Linked DNA regions of Homo sapiens: region 2 is linked to region 1. A link is a loop called in an ENCODE intact Hi-C map of the cell type or tissue named here. Cell type or tissue: mammary epithelial cell. All regions are shown on one strand. Each heading gives the region's core, and the rest is flanking DNA. Links, peaks and the distances in the headings are about the cores only.

Region 1 (8,438 bases), core at 2,583-7,582:
CCACCCTTTTACTTTCTGTCTCTATGAGTTTGACTACTCTAGGTACCTCATATAAGTGAAATCATACAATATTTTTCCTTTTGTAATCAGCTTATTTCACTTAGCATAATGTCTTCAAGGTTCATCCATGTCATAGCATGTGTCAGAATTTCCTTTATTCCATTGTGTATATGTATCTAATGCTACATTTTGTTTATCCATCTTTCGATGGACCCTTGGATTGCTTGCACGTTTTAGTTACTGTGAATAATCCTGCTATGAGCATGGGTGTACAGATGACTGTTTGAGACTCTGCTTTTAATTGTTTTGGTTATGTATCCAGAAGTGGAATTGCTAGATCATATGTTAATTCTGTGTTTGTTTTGGGGAACCACCAGACTATTTTCCACAGCAGCTGCACCATTTGCACAAGCATTCCAATTTCCTCACATCTTCACCAACATATTTTAGAATCATTTTGAGAAATGAAATAGTGAATACAAAAATATGCCATATAGAATGTAAACTTTACATTATTGCTACATACTGTGATAACAGTATTGGAAATTTGACAATGTCTTGCATTTCAGTGGTTTTGAGCAGAGAGATGGAATACTCTTTATAAAGATGGAATACTTTATAAAATGTATAACTGTTATTATTGGTGAAGGCAATTTACTCTTGAACTGTAACACTTTAGGGATTGATGAACCATTGCACATCAAGAGAAGAAAAGTAATAAAACCAGGTTTCATACACAGTCCATGGAAAAGTGCATACATCAGACAGCACAGAATTGATACTAACTGGAGGCGAGGAGAACTCAAATCTCCTAAGGTAACTGAACTCTGCACAATGTAACAGAAACCGTTAATCAGTGTTAGTACCTAGTGTACTATTTCACTTGGCAAACTGTATAATATGACACTCCTCTTCTGTAGAAAGAAAACCGTATATTTTAAAATAACTGAAAGTATTAACTGACAATATTCTTTTATTGCTAATTTCTCTAATCTGACAACTAATTGTGCTTGAATAAAAGATAAGTTAAATTGAGTATCTTTTTATCTTACGTAAATGAAAATCTCTCAATATCCTATTGAATTTTACTGTGTCATACACATTCTACCTAAGAATTTGCTGCCTCCTCTGATCACATACTCCAAACATGATTTTTTGAGGAGTGTCTGTGTTTTGGATTTGGTGACTTTTGTGTGTCTTATTTTTACAAATTGAAGCATAATTCTGGTTTTCTGTCTAATAACATTTCAAATACATAAAGAATGGTAAAAACACTTGAAATTATTGGGCGTATTTTTACAACTGGAAAAAACCAATTTGGGGAGACATTGTTATACTAATATGTATATATTATGATTTTTTTTGTTTTAAGAATGCTAATAATTGTTACTCTTTGTGGTTAATAGATGCTTATTTTGTTCTTGTGTGTCAAAGTTGTAAAAATTAGAGGCATATTCTTCTGGTTTGAACAGATGGAATAGATTATTGTCAAATACATTGGTGTTTGAACCATCTTTATGAGGTCTTGATGCAGTAAAACTTTAATAGTTGATGTTTTGAGTATAAATAATAGACTATGGAAACAATAAAATGTTTAATTCTGGATTCGTCAGCCAGGAAAAATAATGCTTTATATAAATTTAAATTCTAGAGATAGACTACAAATTACTGTTCCTGTTTATGCCTTCATTTTTCTCTTCACCAGTATTTTAAAGAACATAATTTAATTAACATATTTCTAATCTGCACATCTTTCTTATAGGTGCTGAAAGGACATGATGATCATGTGATCACATGCTTACAGTTTTGTGGTAACCGAATAGTTAGTGGTTCTGATGACAACACTTTAAAAGTTTGGTCAGCAGTCACAGGCAAAGTAAGTTTACTCTTCCTACACTTCACAAAGTCATAATTTTGTGTATATCATTGCAAGTAGCAACTGGAAAAAAGAAAACAATAATTCATTTTTGATTCTTAGTTATTTGGATAGCAAATATCAGAGCTCATAACTTAGCTTTTTTCCCCATATTTATGAAAGCCAATGGCATGAGGATAGTGATGCTTCTCATGATAGAGGTTTCATTAATTTTTTTTCATTTACATAGTTTGTCTATCTTTGTGACAGATACTTTAACATTTTCAAGGGTGCTTTATGTTTTTCTTGGCTCAATTTTTCCCCACTTTTATTTACTATCTAAGTTATACCTCATTACTTTGTAATGTTTTTCAAAAGTATGGTTGAGGGATATTTATTTTTCCTTATAAACTGCTTTGTTGATAACCTACCTGTAGTTTAGAACTTAATAAATCATGTTAATTTATACTTATCTCAAACCCTTGTGAGATGAGAGTGGACAAGGCATTTAAATGTTAAGTTTGAAGAAAAAGCCCAAGCAATCAGCTTGACTGTGTACCATATCATACCTTAATGATTCTCTAGTGAATATTTATTTTTATCTGTCCAGTAGAGAATATTTTCATGAATTAAGTAATTGCCACCTAAAAAATAACAGAAGAGAGTATGAAAACAAAAAAAAATCCATGTCTTTTAAAATGTCTTTTACCATGTTGCTTCTTGGCAAGTATCTTATAAATATTCCAAGTCAGATGTTAAAATTTTTTAAAGCAGCTTTATATTTCCATAGTGTAATATTAGTTTGGGATTTATTACAGGGCTTTAATGTCTGTCTTTACTTGTCTAGAAGTAGCTTCACTGGCTCCTAACTACTGCCCTGGGGCAGATTCAGATGAAATGTGGTATGTAGCCACACCCAATACTGTTGGCATACTTTCATTGAATCTATTCCCATGGAAGAAACCCAGTTGCAATTTCAGTATTATTTCATCAAAGAGGCCAGGCCAGAGCTATCATAACTGCTTTCATGTCGTGTTTCCTTTTTATTATATCATGTTTTATATCATATGTTTGCTTTCTACATACTACATACACAATTGCTTGTGCTTATATAAATTTATAATGCTTTTGAATAAACAAAACAATAAATAGTGATGGGATCATTTTATACGGATGTAATATTTTCTGAAGAGCCAAACAAATTAAATAAGTAACTTTACTCCAAATTTTAATGAGCTATTAAATTTTATTTAAATCACTTTTCCTTTCTACCCAAAAGTAATCATCTTAAGTGTTTTTCCAGTGTCTGAGAACATTAGTGGGACATACAGGTGGAGTATGGTCATCACAAATGAGAGACAACATCATCATTAGTGGATCTACAGATCGGACACTCAAAGTGTGGAATGCAGAGACTGGAGAATGTATACACACCTTATATGGGCATACTTCCACTGTGCGTTGTATGCATCTTCATGAAAAAAGGTAAGGGAAAATCTTGTCATGGTTGGGACTTCTTCCTCTATTATTGGTGAATTTGGGCCCTTTCTGTGTAGAGTTACTGAAATAGTGACAGTGTGCTCTTAAATTAGATTTAATTATTACACTTCAGATGTTTCTATTCTAGGAAAGCCATAGCGTTTTGTCTTAAAATTGGTGATTGTCTGTAAATTTCCTTTCTCATTTGCTAGTGTTGTCAGCTTCCTGTTTGAAACTCTCTACTCTCTAATCTCTAATCCTTTTTGTTGTTCTGTATCTTTGATGACTCATCATATTCAAGCAGAAATCATGTTTTCTCTCTCTTTTTTTGATATTCTTATTTCCGCAAGTGGGACAAATTCAGGCTTCAAGCGTCTGAGCCTTTTTAAATTACCTACCCACCTTACACCCACCCTATCTCTAAGTCTAGGCAAAAGCTGAGGCCTGTGGGTAATTTGTTCTCTCATTCTGAACTATTGTCACAGCTTTCTAACTTGGTTATCTTATGTTTTATACAGCTGACATATAGTCCTTTTATAATTATGATAGTGTCACTGCCCAGTTCTTAAGTCTTTTTGAGCCTACTGTTGACTAACGAATTAAGGAAGAAATCCTCGATCCAGTTTTCAAAATGGTTTCTGCCAAACTGGACTTTTTGACTTTCTCTTCTCAGTGCCTTTGCTGTTGCTTTTATCTCCTCCTGTAAAGCCCTCCTATTAAAATCCTATCTTTCTATTATCGTCATCATACCCCTGTTAAACAAGTGTGATTTCTACCTCATTTGTCAAAAAAGGTCTCTCTGAAAGGTCCTTACAGTGAATCCATGGCAGTCTTTACCTTTAATTCTGTCTATCGCATCTTCTTTATTAAGAACAATTACATTAAGCAGATTTCACACCAGATTTGTAATATGTGAAAAGGAGTACCTTTTCAATTGTCATTTACCTCTACTTTGAACAGTGTGCTATACTGTTAAAATTTGGGGGATGAGTATCAAGAGACCTTGTATTCCAGTTTCCATTATGTTCTCTCAACATTAGGTTCTCAATTAAAGGGTTCTCTCAACCCTTTAATTATCTACTTTTTTAAAATATGGAAACTGTGGTATTTCTTTATCTCTTCAGAATGACATAAGGATACCTGAGTTTTCAGCTTTGTTTTGTAATCCAAAAGTGATTACAGTATTTGTATATTGCTCTGGTTTTCAGAAGAGTATAGCGCTGATGTTGAACCAAATGTTTAAGGGATAGCCATTGTTTTTAAAGATGTACATATCTTTTAAAATCTTTATCTCTTAATATTTTTATAGCCTATTGCATATTTATAAATCTAATCATTAAAAGCATAAGCAGCCTGTGTTTGAGGACATGTCTAAAACTGGTTAATTTTTACTGGAATGTATAGTGTAAACACAAATCTGCAGCTGTTTAAATTCCAAATTCTGACTTGTTTTGTTGTATAAACTTTATTGAATTTTTTACCTAATCACAAGGGAATATATGCATTCATAATTGAAATTTTGGAAAATGGCAAAGAACATAAAGAAAATTTAAATTCTTTAAACCACTACCACCTAGAGTTCTCCCATTAACATTTTATACATATGCCCACATTAACATTTTATTTCTAAAATCAAAATCTTATTGTATATATTTAGAGGCAGCTTCTGCTGCTTTTTAAAAAATACAGTACAGTGGTTTTCAAACTCAGTCCCACAGAACCTTAAGGTGCTGAACCTAAGGTCCCCAGGTCAGGGAACCAAGCATGCAGCATTCTAGGCTTCCCAACTTCCCATTCCCTTATTATGTTTATATACCAAGGTTTTACATAGGATTTCTTTTGAAAATGGTTGTTGCTGTGTAAAAAAAAAAAAAAAAAAGCTAAAAAACCTTGACTAAATCTACCATGTTTTCTCATATTATTAAAAATTCTAAACGTGGGTTTTTTTGTTTTGTTTTGTTTTTCTGTTTCTCCCTCTGCAGAGTTGTTAGCGGTTCTCGAGATGCCACTCTTAGGGTTTGGGATATTGAGACAGGCCAGTGTTTACATGTTTTGATGGGTCATGTTGCAGCAGTCCGCTGTGTTCAATATGATGGCAGGAGGGTTGTTAGTGGAGCATATGATTTTATGGTAAAGGTGTGGGATCCAGAGACTGAAACCTGTCTACACACGTTGCAGGGGCATACTAATAGAGTCTATTCATTACAGGTAAGATCTCTTATCTCTCCCTTAAATGCTCTCCTGATGAATCATAAGGTTGTTTTACTCAGATAATCACTGTCAAATTGCTGATCCAGTACAGTCCAAAAAAGATTAATCAGATTATTCTGCTGTTTTTATATACGTTAAAATTGGCATGAAGAAAGTGTAAATTTCAAAATTATTTAAATGCTTTCAATTTTCTGTGATCTATTTCTCCTCTAAATACAAATATTTGTTTTGCAACCTGACACTTTGGGGCTCTAAGTTTTGCTATGTTAATTAATGGTTAAATAGTCTCATAGGAGAGTAACCTGGATTTTAAGAAACTCCTTTGCAGAAGATTAATATGGCCAAAAGCTGCCCCTTTGCTTTGATAGCTGAAAGTTGATGGACCATGTAATTGTGATTCCATCCCCATTCAAAGTGGAAATAGATCCTTTCTGCATAAAGCACTCTACTGTCCCAGGCCCACTGATTTGTAGTCATAAAGAAGTAAAGTTGACTAAACCGATTTCTTTTTTTTGGTTTATATTTCAAGCCCATATCCTTGAAAACATTGCCATATTTTGAGATCATTAACTAGATGAATAGGAAGTTTAGAATATGAATCTTGTTTTATTTCCAGAAAGGCAACATTTTTAATGTAAAAATATTTCCTATAGCTTATATAGTTTATTTACCAGTTATTACCCATTAATGTTCAGCAAATTAGTACATAATCTTAGTACTGTCAATTCTGTTCTTAGGATATTTGTTTCTTTGTCAAAGGGATATTGTCCATGTCATGAAATATTGACAATATGATAAAAATGTTTGCTAAATTAGAAAAGGTGATGAATTTGGAGGAAGGGGAATTGGCTGCACCTGTTTCTGATATGTTCAGAAGCTTAATGAATATAATATTCTAATTTAAATAAACTGTTTGATTGAGAAAAGAGGTAGCCACATTATTGTTTAGAAATGATAGACTGTTATTGACTTTTGGTGTAGCTGGGAAGCTGGAGAAGAGGTAGTATGTAGTTTGCTTTTGATTTCAAAATGCCACCTCTTCTGATTCCAGATACAATTATCTTTTGGCACATTTCCTAATTAGCATTAGGTTCTTATAAATGAAATTTTATTTTACACACAGTTTTTAATGGAACTTACTTTTGAACATCACGAAAGTTATCTCTAGCCCTTTTCATGCCTTAGGTGCTGATAAGCATTCCGTTTATCATAAGCTATGTCATTAGTCTCAGCTTCCTAGTGGGAAGTAAAACTCATAGCAATTCTCTCAGTCATCCATGATATATAGCTAGGTGGGGCCAGATGATTTGAAAATTAACATATTGTTCATTTTAGGTGCTTTGTTTTCATTTTAAGTTGTTTCTGCATCTAGTTTGAAGCTGCTTGGCATAAAGATGAGCCTTTCTGATAGAAGTGTGTGAGAACATACATTGTAGAGTTGCTTGATGGCATGCACTTTATCCTCATTGCCACTTTATCTTAGTACCTCATTTTGTTCCTGGCATTACCTGTTTCCCATCCTCTTCCCCCTTTCCTACTAGGATTAAGGTCAGTAATTGATAGGAAGAGTATCCATACTTCTATTCTAATAAACTGTGTCTTTTGTAGTTTGATGGTATCCATGTGGTGAGTGGATCTCTTGATACATCAATCCGTGTTTGGGATGTGGAGACAGGGAATTGCATTCACACGTTAACAGGGCACCAGTCGTTAACAAGTGGAATGGAACTCAAAGACAATATTCTTGTCTCTGGGAATGCAGATTCTACAGTTAAAATCTGGGATATCAAAACAGGACAGTGTTTACAAACATTGCAAGGTAAGTCTTACTCACCTTTCGTTTTGTTCATTAAAAATGAGATCATTATTCAAGAGAAATATGGAGCCTTAGCATCACAAAAAGAGTCAACCTCATACAGAATGGTTACTTCAGAAAAGTTTATGAATATTTTCACCCTGACTTACAGAACTAGTCTACTCTTGAGGAAATGTTTTAAACTGTGTTTTTAATATGTAATATAAAATTGTTTAATCACTTCCTGCATGTTCAATTGACTCTACTTAACCTTTAAGAACAGTGAGAAGAAAGATCTTGGCTATATCATAGAAGCAACGTACTCATTATATTTTTTGATTGACCATTGCATTTTGAATTTGTAGTCCAATTTTAAAGGGCTACCTTATTGAAAAAAACAACAGCATCCTTGATAGAAAATTTATTTGGCCTCCACTTAGTCACGTGCTTAACTGGAATGGAGAGGAATAATAGTGCCTACTAAAGTAGAGAAAGAAACAAGTGAAAATCACTAATATTAGATGAGGTACAGCAGTGCCTCATGATTAACTTTTTCTATTTGTTATAGCCCTTAGAAAGTGTTTTTTTCAGTGGGGCCATCTGATAGGCAACATTGCAGCTTTTTACTCATTGGTTTTGTCTCTCCTCAGAGTTTTGGAATAGTGACTGTTCAGCTTTGAGTGGTTCATGGTGGTGGGGTAATAGATCTCTTAGTGCTCATTTGTCCATCAGCAGAAGGTATGAAGTTGCACTATCTACATCCTCACCAAGGAATGCTGTCGTTCACACAGCCAGAAAATAAGATGTTTGTCTGGTAGCTAACCAAGCTTCTTGGAAGACAGACCTCTTGAAAGTTAATGTTTCAGTTACAAATCACTACCAGATTTTCTTACATCCATGCTGATCCTAAAATACTGAGGACATGGGTTTCTAAATATGTATCATTTCAAATGTTGCATTTATTGTATGTTCTAAAGTAGAAGTCTACAAATTATAATGTAACTAACTCATAGCCATTATTTCTAACCAGTAATTAAATTCTTTTGGTTTTTGTCTAGGTCCCAACAAGCATCAGAGTGCTGTGACCTGTTTACAGTT
Region 2 (10,527 bases), core at 2,355-7,354, 220 kb after region 1:
TCTGAGTCCAGTTGTGCTCAGGGTGGGGTGGGGACAGGGGACAGGGGAACCTAGGATCAAGCTGACAGATTAAGCCAATGCTTTGGCACCCTCCAAAGTGTATCCTTAAATATGGTTCCACACTCATTTAGTGGGGATAGAGGAAAATCTGGTTTTCCATTAGTAGAAGTCATGTGCCTCTCTGCTGAAAGTAAGGGATTTATTACAAACATCAAACACGGCATAACGTTTTGGCTTACTTGAAACGGTCTTTCCTTCACAGTTTTTCTAACACTCCTAAATGGAAAGAGTTGGCTACTTACCCACTCAGGACAGAGGTAATGCATATATCGATATGGTTACAAACACTTGTTCAAAATGTTCAAAAGTTGGTTTTATGTTTGCTTTGCTTTTCTTGGGGTGCGGTGGGGTGGAGTGGGACTTTCACGTGGGCAAAACTTTTCTGTAATGTTTGATGTTGTTCAGATGTCTTTTGTATTTTCTAAGTCAGATGATTTCTTTTGAGGTGTACTAAGGGGGTTACATTTTTAAGAGAGAAAATTAATTACTTGAACATAATAAATGCTCATTATGCAGGACTTCCTTTCAGAGTTTCAGCTCTCAGAGGCTGCACGTTAAGGAAATGTTCAGGTGGCTGTCTCAGGTAGGGGTGCAGCCTCCAGTGGCATTAGGCAACTTGCTTGAGCTCATCACAAAGATGGTAATGAGTAGCTAACCATTATAAAGTTCCTGCTACATGCCCGTCTGGGGTCTAAGTGTTTCCTTTATGCCCATTTAGTGTTCAAAACTGGCACTCTTATAATTTTTATTTTATAGCCAAGGGAACAGAGCACTAGGAGGTGAAAGAAGTTGTCTAAGGTCACACATCCAGTGAGTAGTGGAACCTGGATTTGAACGCAGGCAGGTTGGCACCAAATCAGGCTCTAAGGCCACCAGAACTTTCTGTATCCATCAGGAGTGTGTTTTATGTTTTGCTTGAGGATGGAGTGTACTTTGGCTGGAGTTTCCACTTCACCAATTATATCAAGAGTCTTGTGTGGAAAGCGGGGTTAACTGGCACCATCTTTCTGATTTATTCTCATGATCTTTCAGCTCCCCTCATAGATGAGTAACTGGGACAGCTGCCCAGCTCTTCTGCCTCTAAATCCAGCTCTGCTGGCCATCCAAATGTCCCCAGTCACGGCCTGTCAGAGAGGAAACATCAGACAGGATCTCTCAGTAACGGAGCCAAGAAAAGCTGCATCCTGCTGTTCCATGGGCTTTGAGTTCCTGCACACACTCTGCCTCCTGATTCGGGAAAGAGAAAACCACATTTGAATCTTCAGGCATCCTTTGTAAATAACAGTTTCCTCCCAATCAGGAAGAGATTACTGCAGTAACCAAAGCCCCTCGCACTCCCTCCCGACTCCAGAGGTGAAGGTGTTCACTAATTACCTTCACCTGCAAAGACCATGTCTCTCTAAGCAGTGTGCCCTCAGCAGGACTTTTTAAAAACCTGCTGCAGGTTAAAAAGCAGACCTGCTCTTAATTTATTAAAAGACTTGGCATTTTTTCTCCCCACTGAGCATTTTAAAATGCAATTAGACCAAATGGAATAATAATCAGGCAAAAGTACTCAGGCGTTTTCACACTGGGGACCACCCTTTCTCTCATGCTCTTTTCCATTTCTGGGCTTTATGTTGGGACAATATACCCATGGAGCATGGGGATGGCTCTAGGGATACGTTCATGGCATCCCTCCCTCACCCCATCCCCATGTTCCTGCAGCCCCGGGCTGTCTGGAATCAACCTCTGGATCTCCACCCCACCCTTTCTGGATGCCAGGGGCTCCTCATCCTAACAGTTCTGCAGTGTGCATGGGTCAGTCTCCTGGTTAGAGACATGGAATCACATTTTCCTCCAGACCAAGCCTGGGACATCTGCATTTTTAAACAAGTTCCCTAGGGAATTGTGATGCCCAGAAGCATCTGAGAGCCACTCTGAACTCCAGGAAGGAGGTTCATATCTACCTTTTGCTTCCTTGTATACCGAGCCCCAATACAGTGTCTAGAACACAGAAGCACTCAATGAATATTTATTGCATGAATGAATGGAATTTCATGAGACCTATTAGGGTTTTTTTTATTGAAGACAAAAAGGAAGTACAATTCCACCTCATTCATCAAGGTTAGGTATAAGGAAATGGAAGGTAAGGATATGTCAGGAACCTCCTAGTTTTAATTAACACATTCAAGTATATATACAGTGTGCAGGAATTTCGTGGTGTACGTAACATACACCATGGGAGTACCCACATGTTCTATGAATAGAAAGCTCATACCCATTATTACCTTATAAACACTGGCATGAGCAGAATAGAAAAACAAATGGCAAACTTAGCTGGAAAAGGGCAAGATGCTGCCTGCAATGCTGGTATCTATGCCATAAACTAAAGAGGTGAAGGTGTGTGGTTCCGTGATATTTATTTAAACATCTTTGCGTTGTATAACCTGATACATTCCATCTCATCTCCCCTCCCATCTCATCTCCGCCCCTCATCTCATCTTCCCACCCATCTCCAGTCTGGGTCAGGTGCCCCTTCATGTGCCCAAAGAGCAGTTGCTGTGCACAGCTGCACATGTTGTCTTATTAAAATATGCCAAGTGTGCCCGTTTGTGCTGGGAGGGCCTGGGGTACAGGGTCTGCGCTTCATTTGCCTTTATGTCTCCAGGGCCTCACTTGGGGCCCACTCACACCTAATGGGCTCTCCATGAATCTTTGTCGAGTCCATCCATCCATCAGGCAATGTGGATTTCAGTAATTAAAACTATTTTCACTGGACTGGGATTCGTTGACAGGAGAACAGCAAGTTCAGAGAGCATTGTGAGCCTCAGAAGGGAAGCTATTCTTGCTTTACCAGCTTCTAACTGTCCTATTCCCTTACCCAGCCCAGCCCTCCTCCTATGATTTAATGGGCAACTAATCAAATGAAGCCTTGTTCTCTAAAAAGAAACCAGCCAGTCTGAAAAGGCTTGCAGTGAATTCCTTATCCAATCAGGGCACTTCACGCTGAGAGGAAGAAACCAGATTTGGGTATTGGCCAGACTAAATTTCCATTCAAATTCTCCATCTCCTCCTTTCCCTCCTTCCTTACTTCATACCTTCCTGCTCTCCTTCCAGACCTCCCTTCTTCCATCTCCCTGCCCCTTCCTTTTGTCCAGATTACTGCCCTTTACACAGGCACTGCATCTGAAGCACGGTAACATTCTCTGTCATGTGTAACAGGCACCACATCAATTGCTCCAAGTTCAGCCTTTGAAAAATTAAAAGGGTAATTGTCACCCAGGCAGTTTGTTTGCATTTCACACCTCCTGGCATTTCCCTGGCCCACCACTGTTTTCCTTGGGAGGCCCACCAATTTACTCTTCCTGGTCTATGAGAAAAGTCTTGGACATTTGGGCATGCACATCAGACTCTCCTCCAGCTACATAAACATTGAGATGTCCATGCAATCCTTATTTGGCCGCAAACAAGGCCAGCTTCCCACTGGACTCCTCCAGGCCCTGCTCATGCATACCTGTAGCTCCATGTCCCTGCTAGGGTGTGTATCCTCAACGTCTCTAAGCCAGGGTCTTGGCACTCAGTTGGCTGACAGTTTTAATATGCCTGGGAGAAGAGAGACCATGGGTTTGACCTTCTGGCTTTATATTTCCAAGGAGGAGAAATTGGCTGGACTCTCTTTTGTGGTGAGTATTCATTTATTCATCACTTGACAAACACTCACTGACCACCACCATGTGTGTGCAGGGCAGAGGCAGGGTGCGGGCTCTGTTGGCATGTTGCCCAGCTTCATGCCCAGGAACAAAGTCCATGCACATTTGGTCATCCCATGCAATGGGCAGATGCAGCTCTCACCAGAAAGGCCACAAACTTGAATATCTAATCACACGAACATTTGAGGCCAGAGCATGGTTCAGACACTCTCTTACAGTGACCTTGTAGTCCCACGGAGTCAGCTTTGGATGGGTGCCCGGGATCCTCCTTTCCTTCTGGCGTTTTTCTCTCTTATTTTTTCCTGGTCGTCTGCTCAACCCCAGGCTGGATCCCCATATGGTCAAAGCCATGAAGGCTGCTCTCTGGTGGATCCTCAGAGCAGGAGAACCTTATCATTCCCCACAGTAGGAGGCAGAGGTCTTTCCTCCAAAGGGTGCATCATGAGACACACCTTACCTCTTGCTGGGAGTTTACCTTGCACTGTACCATAACTTTGGTGCCTCGATGTGCCTGAGGGCCTCCCTCCTCTACTAGAGATGAGGGAGAGAATGGACATGGAGGATGGATGGGGAGATCAGGGGAGGGCTGCCAGGCAAAATATAGGAATGTTTTATCCCATGCAGTATTTGAGACATAGACTGAAACATTGTTCGTCATTCATCTGAAATTCAGATGAAACTGGGTATCCTGTGTATTTTTATTTGCTAAATCTGGCAACCCTGCTAGGAAACACATCGTCACTTTAGGAAGATCACTCCTTACTTCCTGCCACCACTAAAAACGCTGATTCAGCTGGCTGGGGCTGAGTCAGCACTGTTTAAAAGAGGAAACACTCCTTTGAAAAATGTCTTTTATTTGGAACTTCCATTTGATTGAGTCATTGTTATCCAGGCAAACCCTTGGCAGAAGGAATGACTCAGCCTCCCGTTTCTCCACCCATTCCCGTGGCCTCAGAAAAATTCCTATTTTATGATGAGATGGGACCACTTTTCCTTTCCCCTGTGGATTAGAGCTTTCTGTGTATATTTTCCAACACAGACCAACATAACAAAGTACATCAAAGTAGATTGTTTAAACAACAGAAGTTTATGGTTTCCCAGTTCTGGAAGTGAGAAGTCTGAGGTCAAGGCATGGGCAGAGTTGGTGCCTTCCAAGGCCTGTGAGGGGACATCTTTTTCAGGCCTTCCCTCAGTGTCAGGAGGTTCACTGGCAATTTTTGGTGTCCCTTAACTTACAGAAGCATCTTCACACAGTGCTCTCCCTGTATGTGTCTCTGTGTTCAAGTTCTCCTTCCTTTTTTTTTTTTTTTTTGAGACAGAGTTTCACTCAGTTGCCCAGGCTGGAGTGCAGTGGCATGATCTTGGCTCACTGCAGCCTCCACCTCCTGGGTTCAAGCCATTCCCCCACTTCAGCCTCCTGAGTAGCGGGGATTACAGGTACCCACCACCATGCCCAGCTAATTTGTATTTTTAGTAGAGATGGGGTTTCACCATGTTGCCCAGGCTGGTCTCGAACTCCTGGCCTCAAGTGACCATCCCGCCTTGGCCTCCCAAAGTGCTGGGATTATAGGCGTGAGCCACCGCACTCAGCCCAAGTTCTCCTTCTTATAAGGACACCAGTCACATTCGATTAGGGCCCACCCTAAGGACCTTATTTTAACGTGATTACCTCTATTAAGATCCTATCTCTAAATAAGGTCATATTCTGAGGTACGGGGGGTTAGAACTCCAACATAGCTTTCTTTCTGGGGGTGGGGGGTTGAGGGATACAGTTCAACCCCTAATACAGGTGCCTCAATGTCATACACATTTATATTTGCTGGGAAGATAAGGAGACATTGGAGTCAGTGGTTTGGTTTCTTTTGCTGGCTTCGGGTTGATAATGATTTAAGGTTTTGGAGTAATGGAAGATAAACTGCTTGTCACTGCCTACTCTGTGTTGCAGAAGATTGCATTTCCGTGTGAGGCCGGCCCCAGCCTGGCTCTGCAGAGGGCTTTTCCATTACCTTAAGAGCTGGTGGTGATAGCCCCCATTAATATTCAGCCCTTTGGCCTCCACCCTCTTGCATTCTCTCAGTCCTAAGCACTTCCCTCTGACCCTCCAAGAGGTAACATCAGGGTTATTGTCCCCAAGAGACCTCTGCAATTACTTGCAGGGGGAACCCGGTGAGGCTTTGCTGAGAGTGTATGCCAGGAGGGGTGTGGGTGGAGAAAGGGAGCTTGGCGTGCAGATCTTCGCCCTCCCCCGTCCAACCCAATATTAGAATCAAGGGGAACCGCGATGTCTGTCTTTGCCTCTGCTTGCTTCCCTCCTCCATGCGGATGCTGGGAGAACAAGATTAAATTCCTTGTCAGCTTGGGCTCTAAATTCTCATTTGTTTATTAAGAAGATTCTGCTTTCTCCAAGGAGCCGTCTATCCTGCTCTCCTGGGCGCTGTCCATTACTAAAGAAATGAAAGGGGACAAAGGTCCATTTTTTGGTCATGGGTTTTTTATTTGTTTTTGGCATTTTTGTTTGTTTTTTGTTTTCTTGGGTGTGTGTGTGTGTGTGTGTGTTTTCAGATGTCTGTATCACCAGGGAGAATGTTTTCTGAAGCCTGTCCAGGAAATTTGGTTCTAAGAACAGCCTGCTAATTTGAGCATCTTCAGGGATAACTCGTGCGATGAGGCTGGCATGCTGTCCACAGACAGTGGCACCATGGCGGTGGGAAGTGCGGCCTGCATTCGTCTGCCAGGGCTGCCGTGACAAAGGACCACAGGCTGGGCCGCTTACCCAACAGAAATGTATTTTCTCACAGTTCTGGAGGCTAGAAGCCCAAGATCAAGGTGTCCGCAGATTGATTTGTTCTGAGTCTCTCTCCTGGGCTTGTGGATGGCCAAGCTTCTTTGTCCGTCCTCACATGGACTTCCCACTGCACACTAATGTGTGTCCCAATTTCCTCTTATAAGGACACCAGTTGTATTGGATGAGGATCCCCTCAGTAAACTATTTAACCTGTATTAGCTCAAGAAAGACCGTGTGTCCAAATACTGTCCCATTCTGAGGTCTCAGGGGTTAGGAATGAACCTGGAGAGAGGCACAATTCAGCTCATAGCTGTGCCCCTGTAGGGGACTCAGTAGGAACTCAAATCTCAGGCTGGACCTTGCCCTGGGTAAGTGACCTTGGGGAAGGGGAATGGTATCAGTTGGGGTTTTTTGTTGTCGGCAACAGAAAACCATCCAGGCTCACTGGAGCAATGAGAGAATTGAATGAGATGATCTGGAGAGACAGTGATGCCATGGAAGGCTGGAGGACAGGCAGTAACCCTGGCACCTTGGAGAGGGGGAGTAGAAGCCGCAGGAACTGCCCTTTGGTGGAAACACAGTCAGCGCTTGGTGGCTGAAGTGAGTGAACTCAAGAGTCCTAGAGGACAGCTGTCCTGCCGGGTTCCCTGCTGTGCTGGGGCAGGAGGAGGAGGAGGGGTCCAGACTCTTGGCCTCAGTGATGGGAGTCAGGGTACAGGGTTCACATCCTCCCAGGACCACCCAGAGTCCAGGGGGGTGAGCCCTCGAGAGAAAATCAGCAGCTGTCAAAAGAGGAAATGAATGTTGGGAGGCTGAAACAATGACAGATATCTATCGCATAACATTTCCTTGCTTGAAAAAGAGGGGCTGCATTGGACGACCTCTATGCTCCGTCTTCATTAAACATTTACTAAAGCTCTCCTGTCACTGCTTTCTTGAGTTCTGTGCCTTTCTTTGTCTGGGGGTGTTGAGATGCTTTGCTAGGGATGTTTTATTGCCTGCGGTGTCTCCCTTGGCCTTTGGTGTTCCCTGGAGTTCTCCTCAGTGAGGCAAGGGACTCTGTTTGCTCAGGAAGGTCACCAGGCTTAGAGTGCTATAAAAAACCAGGGAACAGCTTCCTGGTATAGATCAGTTTATTAATGTCTTCTTTGTGATCTGTACCAGTTGTAAATATTATATTCATTATAAATAATAATTCAACCTGCCATTCCTTCTCTGGTTCTCAGTCACCTTGTCTATAAAACAAGAGGGTTGAATTAAATGATTATTAAGGTCTCTTTCCTCACTGGCCCTATTGGATTCCATGAAAATTAAACTCCTCTGGGTAGACAGTCTATGGGGCTTGACTGTGAGGCATCCCCCAAGAACTTGGAAATGGGAAATACAATTTCCATCTGAGAGAAAAATTATAAAACCAGCCAGCACCAGATCAAAGAAGATCTATTTAAAGTCTCCTTATATGGACAGGATGAATTTCAGACCAGAGCAGCCTGGACTGACAGCAGGAACATTCTGAGGGACAGAAGGGCCTGTCAGAATGGATGCAGCGTCACAGACACAGAGAGAAATGAGACCGAGGAGGATCGTCGGGATGATTCAAGCTCTGACTGAGACAAGGCTGGGGTGATGGGTGTCCGCACATTAGTAGGCTCTGGGCCTCTCCTGGCTGCATCTCTGTTATGGAGAAGGTGAGGGGCATCCAGCTATCATGACTGGGTGCCCTAAAGCAGGGATGAAAGTCAACATCTTTAACAATCCATACAGCACAGGCACCACCCAAACAGCAAGATCTTCAGCTACAGCTGGAGCAGGGACCTAGGGTCCCCATTCTACCTGCATTTACCTTCTAGTGGCTGGGAGCTCTGTGAGGTCCCTGATATGAGAAGGGCAGTGAGTAGGAGCAGACAGGAGGCTCCAGGAGCAGGCTCCTTACCAATTAGCTCAGGATTTTAGTATGTTGATAACTTAACATGTTTGAGCTATTCGGTTCAACCCCTTTGTCTAATTCTAACTCACTGGGAAATCCCTGGATTGGAATGCAGTTTCCCATATGCTTTGATCTACAGGGAACGAACAGGCATGACTGGCTTACATAATTGTGAGATGACTATATTTTTCAAGGTAAACAGTTTCTGCTTTATCAGTCTCTTAGGAGCCTGGTTACATTGATCAATGTGAATTCACCCCTATGAGAGAAATCCACTCTTAGCTTGCTGACAAAGTCAATTGCCTCAATTACAAAAAAAAAAAAAAAAAAAAGATTCCCGAACTTGCCCCATAGAAGCAAGACAGCCAAGCTTAGAAGCAGCCAGCCCAGCCCTTTTTCAAACTTAGAATCAGTGATCCAAGGGTCCTTTCAGTATTTTTCCACAGGATCTCTGGCTGAATTTCCACAGCATGTGAAAATTCAACTATACACAAGACAGCATGATGCAGCGATTTTCTTTTTTTCTTCTCTCTCTCTCTCTTTTTTTTTTTTTTGCACATTTTATTTTAGTAGCACAACTCTTATTTTCAAATGATCTTACGAAGGACCTCAAGCTGCAGATATTCATGTCTTCACATCAGGCGTCTCTACTTGGGTGTCTGACAGGCACTTAAAATATAAGATGTCCAAAGAGCATTCTGGATGCCCTGCCCCCGCTGCACATGCTCCTCCCTAATGTGCCCTCATCTCTCAGGCCTAACACCTAAAATCATTCTATTCTCAGGTCATCTCTTAGCCTCAAACTCCTGCTTCCAGCTACAAAACATATGTAGAATCCCATCCCTTCCAAGCTAGGGCCCACATAGCTGAAACCTTGTTTTCAGCCAGTATCCCCTCTTACCTGGATGACTGCAACGAACTTATAATAGGTCTTCCCACTTTTATTACTGCTTCCTATACTTCCCTGGATCGGAATGCAGTTTCCCATATGCTTCTACCTACAGGGAAAGAACAGGTATGGCTGGCTTACATAATTGTCAGATGGAGCAACATTTGCTTCACTTAAAATTGTTTTTAGAAGTCTAGACTTTAGAATCTCTACTTGTTAATGACAATATAACAATGACCAATTACTACCATTTTAAACGTATTATTTCTCTATTTAGTGAAATAATACGTTTAAAATGTAGATCAGATGGTGACTTTCACCCTGTTCAAAGTGCTCCAACATCTCCCATCACTCTTAAACTGCAAACTCCTTACCGTGGTCTACCAGGCTCTCTGCCATCTGGTTTCCTGGTAGCCCATTGGCTGAACTGCCAGCTGCTGTCTCCTTGACTCCTGTGGCTCCAGACACACTGGACTTATTGTTGGTTCTCAAATGTGCCAAGCTTGTTCTCTGCTTTGCATTTGCTGTTTCCTCTGCTTAGAACCTCTGGTGCCCTTGACTTTGAATGGCTCACTTCCTCACACCAATCAAGTCTTTGCCTAAAGTCTCTGCCTTTGCTCAGAGAGGCCTTCCCTTGCCACCTCTTTAAAATAGCCTGCCTCACTCCTACTCTCGAGCTCCTCAGTCAGCCCCCACCCAGCACACACCACATTTCATAGTGGATGTTGTTGTGTGCCACTCAGATCCCCTGGCAGAACCGAAAAACGCTTGTCACCTTAGCTGCTGGGAGTGCAGGCTCCACCAACTCACACCTGAGACACTTTCCAAGCATTGCAAAGTGTCAGAGGTGTGTCATTTCCTCTGTCAGAGGAAGCTGCTCCACCCACATGTACACCCACTTCCTGGAGGCAGCTTGCATCCAAAGGCTGGTCACATGGGAGTGCAAATGCCCAGTCCTCCAATCTTAATTAGGACAACACTGCTTGTTGTCCCAAGCTGCAAAGCTCCTCAGGAGGAAGACAGAAAGCAACTTTTCCATCTGTCCGACCTGCGTCCCTCACCCTTCACACTTGTTGCTCCTGAGATCACGCCCCAAAAACCTCCTGCAAATCTCTTTGTCAGAGTCTACTTCCTGCAGAACCTGACCTGTGGGCCTCTACCCCAAATTGTGGGT

Evidence for each region. A loop is a pair of places that touch in the nucleus more often than their neighbours do. Peaks named below come from ENCODE experiments on the same cell type or tissue, not always from the same donor. Only the 100,000 strongest peaks of a DNase experiment are listed, where the experiment ranks them.
Region 2: a loop joins it to region 1, with 10 times the contacts of the local background. A loop is called at or near these places in 2 of 110 quality-filtered maps.

Annotation. Positions count from the first base shown.
Region 1 is chr4:152,323,110-152,331,547 of GRCh38, reverse strand. FBXW7 (F-box and WD repeat domain containing 7) reads left to right here. Exons shown (of 14, transcript NM_001349798.2): 9 at 680-816; 10 at 1,763-1,876; 11 at 3,159-3,340; 12 at 5,317-5,542; 13 at 7,154-7,364; 14 at 8,399-8,438. Among named protein-coding and RNA genes, the nearest start is that of FBXW7-AS1, 10 kb to the left of the region's middle. In mammary epithelial cell, for the core only: no CTCF peak of the experiment used is centred there; DNase peaks (open chromatin) are centred at 2,747 and 5,477; H3K27ac peaks cover 2,591 bases.
Region 2 is chr4:152,100,419-152,110,945 of GRCh38, reverse strand. It overlaps LINC02273 (long intergenic non-protein coding RNA 2273), which reads right to left and starts at 10,193. Exons shown (of 3, transcript NR_121628.1): 1 at 10,129-10,193; 2 at 9,366-9,462; 3 at 6,226-7,319. RefSeq lists enhancers at 3,734-4,933, 8,041-9,240, 9,535-10,035, 10,135-10,429, 10,036-10,527. In mammary epithelial cell, for the core only: no CTCF peak of the experiment used is centred there; a DNase peak (open chromatin) is centred at 4,665; H3K27ac peaks cover 1,447 bases.